2 separate regions of the Homo sapiens genome follow, and region 1 is linked to region 2. A link is a loop called in an ENCODE intact Hi-C map of the cell type or tissue named here. Cell type or tissue: transverse colon. All regions are shown on one strand.

Region 1 (2,500 bases), 240 kb after region 2:
GAATGGTAATGAGGAGGTGTAGTGTGGCATTTTGATATTATCATGATATTGGAGGCAGGTAACAGATATCAACAAATTCTGCCCTGTCATTTAGTACTTTTGTTTACAGGATGACTGAAGAATACACACTACAAATGTTATAAATGTTATCAGAAAGAAGTTATGTATTAATGGGTAACTTCACTAGCACAATAACAAGAAGTAGGTATTGAAAAAAATCTGAAACGTATCATGGAGTTTAGGCTTTCCATGTAACCTGGGCCGTTTTACTTACCCTAATTTTGAAATAGGCCTATTCAGTATGTTGTTCAGAGGGCTATTCAGAGAATGGAAACCCAAGGCTCACCTTTCTTGAGTCTAAGTACCCACTCAGCCAAGTATATTTAGCAAAATAGAAAAACCAAACTGCTTTGGTGACTGGACTTTGCCAATGTCTGAAAGAAAGAAGTAACAGAAAGGAGAGTCTAAAGTTGATCCTGTACAGTATAAAACATTTCCCCAAAACGACTTTGCTTCTAACACCTATATTGATGCTACCTCCCATCTGAGAAAGAAGGGGGATATAAGCAGGAGTCAAGGCCAGGCACAGTGGCTCATGCCTATAATACCAGCACTTTGTGAGGCCTAAGTGGGAGAATCCCCTGAGCCCAGGAGTTTGAGACAAAGCTAGATGACTTAGAGAGAGCCCATTTCTTTAAAAAAAAAAAAAAAAAAAAAAAAAAAAAAAAAAAAAAGCAGGACATTGAGGTGAAATGCCTGTAGGGTTAGTTAGTCAGGAGGCTGAGGCAGGAGAATTGATTGAGCCCAGTAGTTTAAGGTTGAAGTGAGCTATGATTGCACCACTGCTTCACTGCATTCCAACTTCAGAAACACAATGTGACCCTCTCTCTCTCCCTCTCTCTTTCTCTCTCTTTCTCAGAAGAAGAAGGAGGATGAGGAGGAGGAAGAGGAGAAAGAAATGATATGGAAGAGGGGCAGGGAACTGCAGGGAGGAGAAGGGTGGGTCCCTGGCAAGGGCTCCACCCTTGGCTTGTGCCCAGGGACCTAGGTGAGGACAGGCACTCCTGCTTTCACACCCAAATGTTGCATTTCCCAAGATCACTCTGCCTTGCCACACCCCCATCATATGCCTATAAAACTCCTGAGACTCTAGCAGGCAAGCACACAAGTGGCTGGACGTCAAAACGAGTGGATTAGCAGAAGAAGAAACAAGTGGCTGGACATCAAAAGGACATCCAGGGGAGCACGCAGGCAGGCCATCAACTGGCAGAACAATGCGGAGTTTGGCTGGGGCAATTGAAGAAGAGTCAGGCTGCTCAGCAGCCCTACTCTAGGGGAAATCCGTCTGCCTGCTGGCTCCCCCATCTGCTGAGAACTACTTCTACTCAATAAAACCTTGCACTCATTCTTCAAGCGCACGACAATCCCATTCTTCTGATAAACCAAGGCAAGAACCCCTGATATAGAAAGCCCTTTTTTCCTGTGATAAGGCAGGTGTCTAACTGAGCTGACTAACACAAGCCATCTATGGACTGCTAAACTAAAAGAGCATCGCATACCGGGCAGAAGGAAGCCAGGCAGGAAGAGAGGTTCAGATGCTCCTTCCACCATAAAATATAGTAATAACTAGCTTTCTAATATGTACATCACAACTTTGATATTTGAATATTTGTAAAGCAGTTTTTAGTTTTATATCCTGTATAGCATTCTTGTAATCATCTATACTAATATTTTTGATGCAAATGTGGAGTTACTTTTACAACTCAGATAGCAAGTAGATGTTCTAGCATGCATCCTGCTTTTTGGGGGGCTATAGTAGGGGATATGCAGTTTTCTTTATCCACAGTGTGCTCTTTCTATTTGTCCACTTGACAATATTGTACTCATTCTTCAAGTCTCAAGTCACATACCACTTCTTCAATGTGTAGCCTTCACTTATTGCCCCAGAGAACTTGGTGCTTCTTTCTTGAGATCTGAAAGTAATTTTAATGCAGTTTTACTGTTGCAGTAATTTGTTATCTAGAGAACACTGCCCATTTCATTGCCTCATATTGAGCATTGCTCATTTTAATTCTAAGACTCACCACAAATAATTATTCAAAAATTTATGTAATCCTAGGTCATCTAAAAACCAAAGCTTTTATACCTCATGGTGGAGCCAATGGCACCTATGAGAGGATCTACCATGGGATCCCTGTGGTGGGCCTTCTTTGTTTGTAAATTAACCTGATAAGTTTGCTCACATGAAGGCTAAGGCATAAGCTGTTAGAGTAGACTCAAAAACAATGTCAACTATAGATTTGATCAATGCATGAAAAGCAGTCATTAATGACTCTTCATGAATGTATTTTTTTAACTACATAGCATGTGTTGATAACTTCTCACATGAAGGCCAAGGAAGCAGCAGTGACTTTAAACAGGAACACAGCACTGAGTACTTTTTTTTTGGTAATGCTTAAAGACAATTGTCAATAAACCACTGTGAGTATCACAATCTGTT
Region 2 (2,500 bases):
TTAAGGAATCTCACCATTTCTTTAAAAACATCAGGGTCTAAATCATTTATTTCCACTCAATTCTTTATGCTTTCTTCCATTTCATGTTCAAACATGGCATTAAAAACTAGGGATTCAGGTACAAGCAGATTTATGAGCTTTAAATTCTTGTCCTCTCACTAAAAAACTGCAGTCTATAAATCTTGTGTTTTCCCAGAGATTACCTCAGTCTTCTCCTAGTCGACCCTCAGGCATCTTGAAAGTATTTGTATTAGTATGTCCTGATTTGTTTACTGAATCTTGGATCACACTCATCTTGTAAAATAATGTAAGCTTGTCATCTGGTCAAAGACTATTAGCTTCGTCAAGCAAAAGGTCTCTTCTAATGAATTTTTAAAAATCCCAGCCCTTCCCTTGCACAAATTGATATGCTCTTTTGCTTTCCATTGCTTTTGTTTCTTCCCTTTTAGCATTCAGAAGGGAACATTTGAATTTTGCTCACACTTCACTTTTGGGGCATCTGACTAAAAGCAAATATAAGGACCAAGTAGTCTTTACTTTCATTATCTAATGCTTTTGGGTTTACCCTCAGACACCATTTCATTTTGTCATTTGGGCCAGGTGAAAATTTGGAACTTTTTAACGCCTCACCCATTTCCTCTTGACAAAAACTGAAGTTATTAATTGTCTATGTGTTCAACATTTTACTATTTTGATCTGTGTATAACACTAGCTTTCTACTATGGGACAAGAAGACTTATCTCTAGTTAGAGGTGGGGCAGGTTCCTGAGACATTACCAGTTTATTGCATTCTTTTAGGATTTATGTAATACCCTACAGAGTTGAGTACCTTACCTTAGATATCTCAGAGCATTAGTGTTTGATTTTCCCCAGGAGCATGGTTCAGAAGGGCCACCCTCATGTATTCTCAATGCCTGGACTTGCCCTGGCTGCATCAGCTGTGAGAAGCTGAGGCTGTGCTGGAGGCAGCAGGGTTAATGGCGGCAAGTCCCTGTGGAGGCACCTTCACCAACCCACATTCCTCCTCCCCTGCCCTCTATCCTTCCCTATCTCTCTCTCCTCTTGGTGTCATTCCTTACTGCAATAGAGTTTTGCATCCACATACCTCCTTACTGCTGTTATTGACAAATATATTACATATGTATAAGTTAAATGTTCAGCATTACAAATACGTGTATATGCTTTACACACTTGCTTCTTAAATTTATTAAGAAAGTTGAATAAATATGAATTTATATTATCTGTTAAAATTACATAATTATTCAGGTGTACTTTTTTATTATGTGGAGTTGCACTGCTTTCTGTGTTTATTTACTTTTAGCCTGGAAAACTTTCTTTAGAATTTATTGTGAGACAGATTAGTTAGCAATAACTTCCTGTTTTTGTTTGTTTAGAAATGTATTTATTTCACCATTAATTTTTAAAGATGATTTTGTAGTATAAAGAAATTTTGGTTGGCAGTTTTTTCTTTCATTACTTTGAATATGGCATAGCACTGCCTTAGGGGCAGCATTTTTTCTGATGAGTAGTCAGCTATTAATGTTACCTGAGTTCCCTTATATATGGTTACTTGTTTTTGTTTTTATGCCTTATAATTTTCTTCCTTTAGTTTTCAACCTATTATTATTGCGTCTCTGTTTGGATCTTTTTGTGTTTACTCTAAACTAAGGATTTATAGAACCTCTGAAATTTGTAAATTAGTGTTTTTAAGATAGTTTATGGGACGTTTTGGGGCATTATTTTTGAATATTTTCCAGTGAATCTTTCCCTTCTTCATGTGGTACTCCTACTTTGCATATGTTAGTGTGCTTAAGTGTGTCCCAAAAGTCTATAAGGCTCTGTTTATTTCTCTTCATTCTTTGTTTCCCTGTTCTTTGGATTATATAATCTCTATTGATCTCTCTTCAGCATTTTTTGGCCCTTATTTTTCTTCCTCAAATATGAAACAGAATCCTGCTTGTGCATTGTCTATTTCTGTTATTATATTTTCATTTCAGTATGTTCACTTGGTTCTTTGAAAAATATATAACTTCTATTTATTTCTATATATTCTCGATTGAATGTGACATTGTCATTATACCTTAATTTTCAGCTTTATATGTGATTTCCTTTAGGTCTTTGAGTATATTTATAATGTGTAATTTAAAGTTTTGCCTACTAAATCTACAACTCATCTTTTTTTTTTTTTTTTTTTTTTTTGACAGAGTCTCACTCTATTGCCCAGGCTGGAGTGCTGTGGTATGATCTTGACTCACTGCAATCTCCACCTCCCGGGTTCAAGCAATTCTCCTGTCCCAGCATGCCAAGTAGCTGGGATTATAGGCATGCACCACCAGGCCTGGATAATTTTGTATTTTTAGTAGACGAGGTTTCACCATGTTGGCCAAGCTGGTCTTGAACTCCTGACCTCAGGCCATCCTCCCAACTTGACCTCCCCAAGTGCTGGAATTACAGGTGTGAGCCTCTGCATCCAACCCAACTCATCCCTTTCACAGGCATA

Evidence for each region. A loop is a pair of places that touch in the nucleus more often than their neighbours do. Peaks named below come from ENCODE experiments on the same cell type or tissue, not always from the same donor. Only the 100,000 strongest peaks of a DNase experiment are listed, where the experiment ranks them.
Region 1: it touches region 2 in a loop (4-fold over the local background); 7 of 110 quality-filtered maps call a loop at or near these places.

What each region holds. Positions count from the first base shown.
Region 1 is chr4:68,879,743-68,882,242 of GRCh38, reverse strand. It overlaps the pseudogene LOC101930041. Among named protein-coding and RNA genes, the nearest start is that of UGT2B10, 65 kb to the right of the region's middle. In transverse colon, no CTCF peak of the experiment used is centred here; a DNase peak (open chromatin) is centred at 1,072.
Region 2 is chr4:69,123,548-69,126,047 of GRCh38, reverse strand. It overlaps the pseudogene SPOPLP1. Among named protein-coding and RNA genes, the nearest start is that of UGT2B7, 28 kb to the right of the region's middle. In transverse colon, no CTCF peak of the experiment used is centred here; no DNase peak of the experiment used is centred here.